Regions from separate parts of the Homo sapiens genome. Here region 1 is linked to region 2. A link is an interaction called in ENCODE POLR2A ChIA-PET data of the cell type or tissue named here. Cell type or tissue: OCI-LY7. All regions are shown on one strand. Each heading gives the region's core, and the rest is flanking DNA. Links, peaks and the distances in the headings are about the cores only.

Region 1 (7,523 bases), core at 907-5,906, 67 kb before region 2:
CCTTGTGTTAAGAAAAAAAAAACTTAAGATCCAGCTATTAATAGAATTGTAACACATATTTATATATTGCTTTGAATTTTATAAAGAACTTTCATTTATGAAGTGCTTGCTGTATGCCAGTAACTGTGCTAGGTACTTCCTTATATATTACTTCACTTGATTTTTATAAATAATTGGTTGTGCCAAAAACAAACAAACAAACAAACACACACAAAAAAAACCACACACACAAAACTTCAGGCCAATATCCTTGATGAACCTCGATGCAAAAATCTTCACCAAAATACTGGCAAACTGAATCCAGCAGCACATCAAAAAGTTTATTCACCATGATCAAGTAGGCTTTATCCCTAGGTTGGAAGGTTGGTTCGACATATGCAAATCAATAAATGTGACTCATCACAAACAGAACTAAAGACAAAAATCGCATGATTATCTCAATAGATGCAGAAAAGGCTTTTGATAAAAGTCAGTATCTCTTCATGTTAAAAACTCTCAATAAACTAGGTACTGAGGGAACATACCTCAAAATAATAAGAGCCATATATGACAAACCCACAGCCAGTATCATACTGAATGGGCAAAAGCTGGAAGCATTCCCCTTGAAAACCAGCACAAGACAAGGATGCCCTCTCTCACCACTCCTATTCAACATAGTACTGGAAGTTCTGGCCAGGGCAATCAGGCAAAAGAAAGAAACAATGCACATTCAAATAGGAAGAGAGGAAGTCAAACTATCTTTGTTTGCTGATGACATGATCCTATATCTAGAAACCCCATCATCTCAGCCCAAAAGCTTCTTAAGCTGATAAGCAACTTCAGCAAAGTCCCAAGGTACAAAGTCAATGTGCAAAAATCACTAGCTTTTCTATATACCAATAACAGGCAAGCCAAGAACCAAATCATGAATGAACTCCCCTTCACAATGGCCAGAAAAAGAATGAAATACCTAGGAATACAATTAACAAGGGAAGTGAATGATCTCTGCAGTGAGAACTATTAAACAGATCACTGCTCAGAGAAATCAGAGATGACACAAACAAATGGAAAAACATTCCATGCTCATGGATAGGAAGAATCAATATCATGAAAATGGCCATACTGCCCAAAGTAATTTATAGATTCAGTGCTATTCCCATTAAACTACCATGGACATTCTTCACAAAACTAGGAAAAGCCATTTTAAAATTCATATGGAACGAAAAATAGCCCGAATAGCCAAGTCAATCCTAAGCAAAAAGAACAAAGCTGGAGGAATCACACTACCTGATTTCAAACTATACTACAGGGCTATAGTAACCAAAACAGCTTGGTACTGGAACAAGAACAGATGCATAGAACAATGGAATAGTATAGAGAACCCAGAAATAAAACCGCACACCTACAACCATCTGATCTTCGACAAACCTGACAAAAACAAGCTATGGGGAAAGGATTCCCCTATTCAATAAATGGTCATTGGGAAACTGGCTGGCCATAGGCAGAAAACTGAAACTGGACCCCTTCCTTACATCATACACCAAAATTAACCCAAGATGGATTAAAGACTTAAATGTAAAACCTAAAACTATAAAAACCCTAGAAGAAACCTAGGCAATACCATTCAGGACATAGGCATAGGCAAAGGCAAAGATTTCATGATGAAGACACCAAAAGCAATTGCAACAAAAGCAAAAATTGACACATGAGATCTAATTAAAGAGCTTCTGCACAGCAAAAGAAACTGTCAACAAAGTAAGCAGACAACTTACAGAATGGGAGAAAATTTTTGCAAACTATGCATCTGACAAAGGTCTAATATCTACATCTATAAGGAATTTAAGCAGATTTACAAGAAAGAAACCAACCCCATTAGAAAGCGGGCAAAGGATATGGACACGTCTCAAAAGAAGACATACATGCGGCCAACAATGATATGAAAAAAAACTCAACATCACTGATCATTAGGGAATGCAAATCAAAACTACAGTGAGATACCATCTCACACCTGTCAGAATGGCTATTATTAAAAGATAAAAAAATAATAGATGCTAGCAAGGTTATGGAGCAAAGGAGTGCTTTTATACTGTTGGTGGGAGTGTAAATTAACCATTGTGGAAGAGAGTGTGGCAATTCCTTGAAGACCTAGAGACAGAAATAGCATTCCACCCAGCAATCCCATTGCTGGGTATATACCCAAAAGAATATAAATCGTTCTGTTAAGACATATGCACACATATGTTCTTTGTAGCACTATTCACAATAGCAAAGACATGCAATCAGCCTAGATGCCCATCAGTGGTGGACTGGATGAAAAAAATGTGGTACATATACACCATGGAATACTATGCAGCCAAAGAAAGGAATGAGATCATGTCCTTTGCAGGGACATGGATGGAGCTGGAGGCCATTATCCTTAGCAAACTAATGCAGGAACAGAAAAATACCGTGTTTTCTCATTTATAAGTGGGAGCTAAATGATGAGAACACAAGACACATAGAGGGGAACAACACATACTTAGGCCTGCCAGAGGGCAGAGGGTGGGAGGAGAGAGAGGATCAGGAAAAATAACTAATGAATGCCTGGGTGATGAAATAATCTGTACAAAAAACCTCCGGGATACACGTTTACCTGTGTATCAAACCTGCACATCCTGCACATGTTCCCTGAGCTTAAAAGTTAATAAATAAATAAATAAACAGTTGTATTTCAATGGACATAGTGATGTATCTGGCAGAGATACAGCTTTAGATAAGGCATTCCTTTATAATTATATGTTGTATAATTATGTGTGTGTGCATGTGTATATATATATATATATGTAAAACAACATATAACTACAAAAGAGTGGTTTCTCTAAAACCACTATATATATATATTATATATATATAATATATATATATAATATATATATTATATATATATAATATATATATATAATATATATATATAATATATATATAATATATATATAATATATATATATTATATATATATATAATATATATATATATAAAATATATATATATATAAAATAATGAGGGTAAAAATTGCAGTTGATAATCTGTAGTAGAAAGAACACTGGATCAGGGCCCTGGTAATGTCAGTAACTAGCTATGGGGAAGTGCCTTAGCATTTTTTTGGGTCCCATTTCCCATCTGTAGAATAATGACAGGACTGGGTTTGAGGAGGGACTCAGTCAAGGGGTTCTCAGTAAGTTCAGTTGTTCTGTTTTATGCCTCTTCATCCACATTGTCTGATGTAGTAGCTACTAGCCACATATGGCTTTTTAGATTTAAATTAATTAAAGTTAAACAGTATTAAAAATGTAGTTCCTTAGTCACAGTGGCCACATTTCAGGTGCTCAATAACCACATGTGGCTAGTGGCTACTGTGTTGGACAATACAGCTCTCAAATATTTCATTATCATAGGAGATATTATTGGACAGCATTGGTTTATGTAACCACTTCTATAAAATAACCTTCTTTGAAATGTCTGGTTAGATTTATTTGGTTTTAGAGAGTTTAATTTATTTTACCAACTTTTCAACCAACTAGAAATAGCAAAAATTAGAAATAATTTCCTTTTTCTAGGATAAAAACGTAGTACATCTCATTTTCAAAGTATGTGTTTACTTCAAGTTTATAATCGAAAGAGATTTCTCACCACAATTAATAGAAGTTTTATTAGAACCTATTGATAGAACTTTCATGTACAGTTCTTACATAGTAGCGAACACTTTTGAAACCCAAATACTAATGTAATGACTTTTAAAAAATGAGGCATTTTATATTATTATGATAGGAGATGTTAAACCGCAAGTTTTTACATTATTTAGGTATCATTAAAATTAAGTCAGCAGTTTCAGGACACAGGATTTGTAGTTTTTGAAATTATTTTTCCCCCTTTTTCTGTTTTTTTCTAAACAGAAAAAAGGAATACATCGTTGTACAAAATGCAGGCTGCAGTTTTTGACATGCAAGGAGAAAATGGATCATAAGACTCAACACCATCGAACATTTATAAAACCTAAACAACTAGAAGGATTGCCTCCTGGAACAAAAGTGAGTTAAAATATATTGTATTTTAACATTTTGTATGATAATAGAAATTAACTCCTGCCCGGCTTTATATATTGAATGTATTTTTAAATGACTTCAGATTTTTGCTCAGACTCTAATTTTAGGTTTTAATTTTATGTGTAGAAGGAAAAACTTCTAACCATTGTTTTGAGTTCAGTGATAGCTGTTAGGTTAGAGTAGTAGTCCTTTTTAAAAAGTACAACTCAATTAACTTTTCCTGGGTCAATGGGTTGTTTCAATATTTTATAGGCTATTTTTGAGCTTTCAGTTGAAAGTGTATATGTTGACTTTAGTTGCTAAACTATAAGATGCTTGAGATCAGGAATCATGTTTTATTTATCTTTGTGTCCCCAGCATCTGGTACAGTGCCTTGAGTTCCATAAGTTCTCAGATGTTTGTTGCAGTTGTTATTACTGAGTTTACTCTGAGAAGCAAGTTCTACTGCTGGATAGCATTGTGTTTTAAGTGAGCAAACACATGTCTGACTGCATACTGATGATTGTAATTTACTTTTCCCTTTTTGCCTTATGTACATCTGTTTTCTCTGACTTCTTTATATACAGTCAGCTCTTGAATATTTGCTCCAGTGGAGGGAAACAGAGGCATGGATAATCCAAAGTGAATAATCCCCAAAACATTTATTTTTGGCTTTGGGTACTTTCCTTTGAATGTGGGTATGTCTGTTATTTGAATTAACTAAAACAATATAAAGCCATGCTCTGAAGACATGATAGCAAGAGAAGCTATCCAGCATCCTTCCCTGCAATCCATTCATTCCATGTTGGGACTAGACATGCAGAACACTAATGTAAGCAGTGCAGTCCTCTCTCATTTTTTCCCTTATTAATAATAATAATATTAATGATAATGATACTAAATGTTTTTATAGCACCTTAGAATTAGACTTTCAGTGTACTTTTTCATACATTCTGTTGTCTAATTCATACCACAATCCACTGAGGTTAATAAGGCAGGTATTGCCCCATGTTATAGATGTGAAGAAGCATAGAGAGGATAAGTTCCTTGTTCAAGGTCACATGGCTAGGAAGGCCTTTTGATTCCTGGTCCAGTGCCATTGTATGTTACCCAAGCACATGTATGTCATAGGACTTCCTTATTGACTGTTCCTCAAATACCGGAGGAGGGTATAGTCAAATGATTAACCAGAATGTTGGTAGGCACTTGTGTTTTTCATTGTCAACCAACAGATGAAATTAAACATTTTCTCATTCTGAATACTAAATGATGAACTTTGTATTAGTTTACTTTAAGAAATTTCTGAATATTATTTAGCCCTCTATGCAGTATAATAAATTGATGTAACTCCTCCCATAACATTTGTAAGCATAAATCTTGGGCACTGAGCCCCTGGAAAGAGGAGATCACATTTACTGTAGATCTGTTTCTTTTATAGTTGTTAAAGGGTAATTTAGGCCTTTCTAGAATTATTTTTCAGGCTTGAGATTTAAATTTTGAGCTCTATGCTTGTGAATTTCTTAAAGTTAAGTCAGGGCATAAAAATAGCTATGGAATGTGCTCTTTGTATATTCATATAATTTGTATTAACTCCTAATTATTCACTGATAACTGTGTTAACATATAACTGATATCAATACAAAAATGTAATATTACAACTTAATATCAAGTTTAATATCATTTAATAGTTTGAACATTTAGAATAAATGGGAGACTTACCTGATTGTAGTTTATATGTGCTTTTTTCAAAATTCTTGATTTTTAACTATTTTTGTACCATGATATTTTAATATTAATGTACTGATTAATCTCTTAAAGCAAATCTTCTCTTTATTTTTGTAGGTTACTATTCGAGCTTCAGTTGGACCTCTGCAATCAGGAGCTTCACCTACACCTTCCATTAGTGCAAGTGCTTCTACCCTTCAGCTCTCACCTCCAAGGACTAAAAATATAACTGCTAAAAATCCTGCAAAATCTAATACAAGTAAACCTAATACAGTCAAATCCAACGCAAGTAAACCTAATACAAGTAAGCCTAATGGAAGTAAATCTAAATACAAACCAAAAATCTCTAATATGCAAAAGAAACAAAGCACATTGGCTAGTAGCAATAAAAAAAGTAAAGTCAATACAGCATTGAGGAATTTAAGGTAATCTTTTATTCCTGATATACAATATAATTTAAACTTAAGTATAAAAACTTATACTTTAGTTAAGAGAACATTATTAAGGCTCTTCCTTATTATTTTTGTTTTAAAATATATTTTTATCATTTTTTTAATGTCTCCCTAAGGTATCGTCGGGGCATTCACAAATGCATTGAGTGTTGTTCCGAAATAAAAGATTTTGCAAACCACTTTCCTACGTACGTCCACTGTAGTTTTTGCAGATACAACACTAGCTGTAGCAAAGCCTATGTAAATCATATGATGAGGTAAGATGAATTAAATGTGTAAATTGCCAATTAAAATTATAGTTCAGCAAGTTTCTGTTTCAAAAACAAAGTTATCCTATTAGAAGCCAGTTTTTCTCTTCAAGGAGCTAAAAGGATCTAACAATAAGGAACTTTTAGGATATTGCCTGGTCCTATTTCTCAGCATAGTAACTAGAAATTATGGGACTAAAATTGTAAGAAAAATTAAGCTAATGAAATTAGAATAGGTTTGTTAGGGTAATAGTTTTTCTTTTTTATTTTTTTGAGATGGAGTCTCGCTCTGTTGCCCAGGCTGGAGTGCAGTGGCATCAGCTCACTGAAACCTCTGCCTCCCAGGATCAAGCAATTCCCCTGCCTTCGCCTCCTGAGTAGCTGGGACAACAGGTGTGAGCCACCATGCCTGGCTAGTTTTTGGATTTTTAGTAGAGACAGGGTTTCACCATGTTGGCCAGGCTGGTCTCAAACTGCTGACCTCAAGTGATCTGCCCGCCTTGGCCTCCCAAAGTGCTGGGATTACAGGCATGAGCCATTGCACCCGGCTGGGAAATAGTTTTTCCATGGAACTTTTTATTGCCCCATTGGTGTTTCAATAATGGTTACTTTCCAACAGAATTTTAAATTTTTAAATATATTTACTAAATAAATACTTGTAATCTCATGAGCGTCATCCTCCTTTTTTTTTTTTTTTTTTGAGACGGAGTCTCGCTGTGTCGCCCAGGCTGTAGTGGCGTCATCCTCTTTAAAGCAGTCACTTTGAGAGACTTTAAGATTTTCAGTGGAGTCTGTTTCTCTTTCTGTATTCCAACTGTCTTTTTATCCATCTGTCAGGCCATCTATACTTGCATCCATTCAGTGAAAATGAGACACCATTCCACCATGATGCCACTTTTGGAATTCTTTTTCATTAATTCATTCAACTTAGATTATTTGAGTACTTACTATTTACACTATGTTAGGAAAAGCCTTCAGAGTCTGCATTATTTTCATTTTTAGATCTCATTAGGGGAATACTTTATTCCTTCAGAATGGGTTTGTATTTTTTTTAAGTA
Region 2 (7,523 bases), core at 871-5,870:
GAGAAAGGGCAATTATGAAAAACTCGTAGCAGAAATCATACTCAGTGGTGCAAGACTAAAATCCTTTTCCCCAAGATCAGGAACAAGACAAACATGCCTGCTTTCACCACAGCTATTTGACATTGTATTGGAAGTTTTAGCCAAAACAGATAGATGGATGGATGGATAGATAGATAGATAGATAGATAGATAGATAGATAGATAGATAGATGAAAGATAAAATGGCATCCAGATTAAAAAGGAAAAAGTAAAACTATTCACAGATGATATGATCTTATATGTAGAAAATCCCAAATAATCCACAAGAAAGCTACTAGAGCTAATAAATTCCGTAATTTGTAAGATACAAGATCAACGTGCAAAAATCATTTGAGTTTCTGTATACCACCAATGAATAACCCAAAAAGGAAACCAAGAAAATAATTGATATGGTTTGGCTCTGTGTGCCCACCCAAATCTCATGTTGAATTGTAATGCCAAATGTTGGAGGTGGGGCCTGGTGGGAGGTGTTTGGATCATGGGGATGGTTTCTAATGGTTTAGCATCATTCCCGCAGTGCTGTCTCATGATAGAGTTCTCACAAGATCTGATTGTTTAAAAGTGTGTAGCACCTCCATCTGCTTGTGCTCTTCTTCCTGTTCCAGGCATGTAGGATGTTCGTCCTTCCCCTTCACCTTCCACCACCATTGTAAGTTTCCTGAGGCCTCCCTAGCCAAGCTTCTGTACAGCCTGTGAAACTGTGGTCAATTAAACCTCTTTTCTTTGTAAATTACCTATTCTCAGGTAGTTCTTTATAGCAACGTGAAAAGAGACTAATACAACAAACAATCTACTTACAATAGATCTGAGAATAAAATACCTGGGAATAAATTTAACCAAGAGGTGAAAGACCTGGACACTGAAAACTACAAAAAATTGCTGGCAGAAGTTAAAGAGGAACGAATTAAATGGTAAGACATACCGAGTCCATGGATTAGAAGACTTACTATTGTTAAGATGGCAATACCCAAAGCAGTCTACAGATTCAATGCTATCCCTGTCAAAACTCCAATAGCCTTTCTTTTCTCAGGAATGGAAAAGCCAATATTCAAACCTTTATAGAATTGTAAGGGGCCCCAAATAGCCAAAACAGAATAACAAAGTTGGAGGGCAAACACTTCTTGATTTCAAAACTTACTATAAAGCTACAGTAATCAAAACAGTGTGGTGCTGGCACAAGAATAGACATATGAATGTACTTAATACCACTGAATTGTACACTGAAAATGGTTAAGAGTAAATTTTATCTTACATATATATAGCAACAAAAAATGAAAAAAATCTGCCATACCTATAGGTTTATTTCTGGATTCTCAGTTCTATTCCATTTATCTATATGTCTATTCTTGTGACAGTTCATCTCCAGAATTCTTGCATCTAGTAAAAGTGAGACTCTATACCCGTTAAGTAATTACTGTACATTGCCCACTTTCCCTATCCCCTGGCAATCACAATTCTATTTTCTACCTGTTTAATTTTGACTATTCTAATACCTCATAAAAGTGGAATAATGTAGTATTTGTCTTTTTTGTGACTGGCTTATTTCACTTAGCATAATGTCCTCAAGGTTTATTCATGTTGTAGTATATGTCAGAATGTACTTCCTTTTCAAAGCTGAATAATACTCCGTTTTGTATATCCATTCATCTGTTGATGGACACTTGGGTTGTTTCCATATTTTAGCTATTGTGAATGATGCTGCTGTGAACTTGAGTGTACAAATATCTCTTCAAGACCCTGGTTTTAATTTTTGCGTGTAAGAAAGAGTGAAGCTATATAAAAATAAACCCAGTGCTCTTGCTATAGTCTAGAAAGAGGAATTGCTGTGGTTAGGATCCAGGCTTCCCAATTTTAAGCCTTTAAGGGTTAAAACTAGGACAGCTATTGACCTAGAACATCCTAACACATAATAGGCATTCAATGAAGGGCCGATTGAATAACTTAACTTGAGAAAGGCAATAGGATAGGCTGAAAGTAGCAGCTTGATGATGAATGTTGTGGCTTTCAGAAGCATGGTTACTGATGCCAAGTTATTATTGATACATTAGGATAAATTTAAAACCTAATTCTCGAGGCTACCTGATGCCACTAGCAGAAAACAATCAGTCCTTTCCTAGGATAGATGGTGGGAACCTTTACCACTAAAACATTATTTTCAGACTAAACACAAGGCTTCTAAACCTACTTCCAGATTACAACATCAATAAATAAAAAGATATGAATTTATTGCTGGATTCAACCAACAATTAAACTCCTGTAGTAGTTAAACACACTATCTTATCCTAAATGCCAAAAGTGTTTTCAGGATGAGGAAGATGAAGCAGCATGGGTTTAAAACTTGGTTTTGGTTATTATTATTAAAGCCAATTTATGGGCAGTGCTTTTCTAGAAAAATAAAAACTTTTTTATTCTCAGAACTTTGTTACTTCACTTCACTAATGTGTCAAGTAAGTATTACTGGACCATATCAACTCTTCTTGAAGTATGTACCACACCTTGGTTCTAAGGCATGCAAACAGAAATTCTGTGTAAATAAGAATTACCTGGAAAATAAATAAATATCATTACATCTGGATTAGGCAACAATAGGTGAGTTTCTGTATTTCAGAATTTCTCAGCATGAATCTACAAGTGGGATGTATAGTATATGGCTTCCTATAAGGTTATTTGACTTTTTATTTTTGAGAAAGATTTCTCAAGAGTAGAGCTCCTCAAAACAAATTTTGATAAATACTATTCTGGACGATTAGCATTTTTAGGAGCTGGGAAACTGTGGCCCATGGACCAAATCTATATGCTGCCTGTTTTTGTACAGCCTGCAAGCTAAGAGGAGTTTTTACATTTTTTAATGGTTCAGAAAAAACAGTATATCTTATGACACCTGAAAATTACATAAAATTTAAATTTCAGTGATGAATGCAAATGTATTAGCATACAACTATGCTCATTTGCTCACATATTGCCTATGGCTGCTTTTACACTACAATGGTAGAGTTGAGTAGTTGCAACAGAAATCATATGTGTCACTCTTATTAATTCACACTGCTGCTGAGTGCACTATAAGTCACAGTAATGTAGGTATAACGGGATAGAATTCCAAGTGTACCACCATACCACAATATTTTTTTTTGTTACTAGTCTTACCAATCATGTCAAAACAAAGGAAGGGAATAGTAGACTCTAAATGTCATGTTTTAAAGACGCAGTGAAGTGTGGATTATTTTGCTGTCAAATTAGATGGCAAAGTGTTGTATTTATCATGGAATAACATTAGAGTTGTGCTATAAGAATGTAGTATACATCTGCTTGCTGGACTAAACACTTATCATGATATTCCCAACTCTCAGGAATACAATGGTCAGAAAAATTAAAAAATTTAAAACAATATTTTATTATAACATAACTTATTTACAAAGAAACAGTGAAGGAGACTGTAACCAAAGTGAGTTTCCAAGTGGCTCGTTTGTTAGTCACATGAAGAAAGCCATTTACCACTGGTAGGTTAATTAGATTGTTTGATTGCAAGAGAGAAAAAAATGTGTCTAGAGAAAATTATTTATGACTATTAGGCTTATGGTGAGAACAGTTACTTGAAGAGAAGAAACATCAGTAACAAACTAAAGAATAAGGGCAAATGATTTCAAGTTGTTTTCCTTGACTGGATGAGTCCACAGATCATATTGCTGCTGATCATTTGTTTATTCCTAAAGACAATGCCAAATTTGAGGTGAAATAAGTATTAGACTCTTTATATAGAGAAACTACAGGTGAGATTTATTTTCACAGAAGTTGGGAAAACATTAATTCAGTAAAATCTGAAGTGGAATCTACTAAGATGTGTTATAATGGATGGTGGTAAAAACATCTGGAGCAGGCAAAGGCTTTGGTTGACAAATTTATAAAGGTTGTGAAAGTGTAAGTTGATTAAAGCCTTGGTTTTTCATTGTATTACTCATCCGTAGGTATTTTGAGGAAAATATTTGAATCTATCATGTGATATTGAACCGGTAGAACAACAATGAACTTCATTTGCTCTTGTGGACTTCATTACTTCCAAGAATTTTTGTCTGAAGTATAAGTTGAATACTTAGATTTTCCCCATCAAACAGTAGTTTTATGGCTTAGCAGTGGTAAAGTTTTACTGTGATTTTTGAGCTCAGGGCTGAGATTGCAATTTTTCTGAACAATAAGAACCACCTCAACCAGTATATCAAACACTGAATGGCTTTAGAAATTACCTTTTGCAGCAAACTTGATAGTTGTTTAATAAATTCAACCCAAAATTACAAAGCAAAACAATGCTTAGGATGTGAAACTTATACTGAATTAAAGTCATTTTGACAATTAATTTTTAAATCATAAAAAATGACAAGTAGCTTTATATACTTCCCATGCTAGCAAAAATTGAAACAAGAAACAAGATCTTCAATACTATACCATTTGCAGTAGATATATTTTCCAAGCTCAAACTGCCTTTCCAGTAGAGTTTTTGGGACTTTGATGCAAGTGCAAAGGGAATTTCCATATTTTGAAATTAATTTAACGGTGAAATTGAGGAGCTTCCACCTAACCGTTTAACTAGAAAGTGATTAACCTGCAATGTAATGACATGCTAAAATGAGATTCTGTAAATGCCTTCCAAATGATGAGTATGTTCAATAAAAGTCACATGAGTGGCTCAATATTAGTATTTTATAGTAGTTACTGTGTATAAAAAGATATTTTTAATGATGAAATACATAAAAGCTCATCACAAATTAGCATTAACATATAAACAGTTGCAAATGATTTTTATGATAGGGAACACTAACTATGAATCCCAATTTAGCAAAAATATTATCCCTGCCATTAAAAAAAAAAGTTCAGTTCTTCTCACTAGTAGACAACTATAACAAAAATTTGTACTCAATTTTTATTATATTTTGATTTTCATCAATTAAAAATTTGTGGAAATTTGTTTTCCCTCTTGTTACATAAAAATCTGTACAGTATCTTCAATTTTGCCTGTTGGCCCACAGAGTCCAAAATATTTACTATCACAACTTTTTATTAAGAGACAAGGTCTCTGTCTGTCACTGAGACTTCAGTCCAGTGGTGCGGTCATAGCTCGCTGCAGCCTTGAACTCTTGGGCTTAAGTGATCCTTCTCACCTCAGCCTCCTGAGTAGCTGGGACTACAGGCACATGCAATTGTTTCTATGTTTTGTAGAGATTGGGGGGGTCTCACTTTGTTGCCCAGGCTGGTCTTGAACTCCTGGCTTCAAGTGATCCTCCCATCTTGGCCTCCCAAAGTGTGGGATTATAGGTGTGAGTCACCACACCTAGCCACTATCACACCTCTTGACCCATAAAAAAGCCTTTACAAAAAAGGCTTGCTGAATTCTTAAACAGACCATTGAATTAGAATAGGAAGCCCAGAGCAAAAACATGCATAGATGGATGAACCTGGATTTAGTAAAAGGTGGTACTGCAGTTTAGAGAGGAAAGAAAAGTCTATTCAGATGAAAAAACATAAACTTTACCCTACCTCACATCATCATGAAAACAATTCAGGGTGGATTATAAATCTATGTGTGAAAAACTAAATAATAAAACTTTGACAGATAATATAAAAAGAATGTCTTTATGACTTTGAAATATAGAAAAGTTTCTTGAACAGAATACAAAAAGTATTAACCATAATTGATAACTGATAAATTATCAATTTTATATATAATTGATAAATTATCGATTATATATAAGAAATTATATATAAAAGAAAATTGATAAATTTTACTATATTATAAGATCCAGTTATCAAAATATACCATGAAGAGAATAAAGAGGCAAGTGACAGTGTGATATAGTTTGGATGTTTGTCCCTCCAAATATCATGTTGAATTGTGATCCCCAATGTTAAAGGTGGGTCCTAGTAGGAGGTGTTTGGGTCATGGGGGAGAATTCCTCATGAAGGGCTTGATGTCCTCCCCCGTGGTAATGAGTGCATTCTTACTCTGTTAGTTCACATGGAATCTGGCTGTTTAAAAGAATCTAAGACCTCCCTCTTCTCTTTCCTGTTCTTTCTGGTCATGTGATACACCTCGCTCTTTACCTTCCAGCATGATTGTAAGCTTCGTGAGGCCTTCAACAGAAACAGCCACCAGCACCACACTTCCTGTACAGCCTACAGAATCATGAGTCAAAATAAACTTTTCTTTATAAATTACCCCCTCTTAGGTATTCCTTTACAGCAATGAAAACAGCCTACTACACAGTGCTTTAGATTTAAATTGACAAATCTGTGACAGCAAAAGTTTCAGTAAGTGGCCCTTGTAGGTATCAAGTTCCATTTCAAAAGGATAGCAATCACAAAGCTCAAGGTTTACAGAAAAGAGAGCTAACAATCTTACCTTTCCTAGTTAGTAGAATTTATAATAAATCTAGAATACAAATTCTCAAATATGAAACAATTTATAAAATGAGCAATGACTTGTTCTTATTGCTATTAAGCAGTACTTTGAAAAGAACACAGTAGATGGTACTAGAACTAAGATGTTCAAACATTTTACAAATAAATTATGCATTTTTCATTCATATTATACCAACCACAACATTTTAAAGGCACTAGTTCTATTAGATACAAAATTAAACCTGATTAAATTGAAAAGAAAACACATTACAATGCAATTATCCATGTGGCTGTCATTTAGAGCCCTGGCTCCACTGAAATAATCATTAGAATAGTAAATAAACCTCAACAAAACCAGTGTGCTATTTTACATTAGTAAATGCGTTAGCTTTATTGTAGCTGGTGGGCAAAACAATTGATGAAACTCCTGGAGGATGACACATTTCACAGTGAGATGTTTTTCCATCCTTTATCTGATAAATATAGGAACCATCAGCAGTTTAAATGTGGCCAGTTTAGGTCAATAAAAACTATGAATATACATTTTTTAAGTTAGTATTTCAAATTCAGTAATAGAATCCAACAGACAGATGTTAATGTGCCTCAATCAAATTCTTCTATGGCTTTTATATATAATTGCTGAAATAATCATCTGATGACTAGAGTATTAGTCATAACAATTTTTCTCATGTAACCTAATCCTTCATTTTAAAAAGAGTTTTTAAAAATTGGCCAGCGCTGTGGCTCAGGCCTGTAATCATAGCATTTTGGGAGGCTGAGGCGGGTGGATCATCTGAGGTCAGGAGTTCGAGAACGGCCTGGCCAACATGGTAAAGCCCCATCTTTACTAAAAATACAAAAATTAGCCGGGTGTGGTGGTGCATGCCTGTAATCCCAGCTACTCAGCAGGCTGAGGCAGGAGAATCACTTGAACCTGGGAGCTGAAGGTTGCAGTGAGCTGAGATTTTGCCATTGCACTCCAGCCTGGGCAACAAAAGCTAAACTCCATCTCCAAAAAAATTAATTAAAAAAAATGTTCTTCGCACAGGGCAATTTTGGAACTTATCCCACTGTCTTTACTTCATAGTATGTTATGT

The links. ChIA-PET counts read pairs that join two places held together with the same protein. Peaks named below come from ENCODE experiments on the same cell type or tissue, not always from the same donor. Only the 100,000 strongest peaks of a DNase experiment are listed, where the experiment ranks them.
Region 1: POLR2A ChIA-PET joins it to region 2 with 6 read pairs; 2 of 35 experiments call an interaction of 5 or more read pairs at or near these places.

What each region holds. Positions count from the first base shown.
Region 1 is chr15:56,665,346-56,672,868 of GRCh38, reverse strand. ZNF280D (zinc finger protein 280D) reads left to right here. Exons shown (of 22, transcript NM_017661.4): 14 at 3,912-4,046; 15 at 5,883-6,190; 16 at 6,334-6,474. Among named protein-coding and RNA genes, the nearest start is that of ZNF280D, 64 kb to the left of the region's middle. In OCI-LY7, for the core only: no CTCF peak of the experiment used is centred there; no DNase peak of the experiment used is centred there.
Region 2 is chr15:56,598,803-56,606,325 of GRCh38, reverse strand. LOC105370832 (a long non-coding RNA gene) reads left to right here and starts at 730. Exons shown (of 4, transcript XR_007064652.1): 1 at 730-950. In OCI-LY7, for the core only: no CTCF peak of the experiment used is centred there; a DNase peak (open chromatin) is centred at 3,865.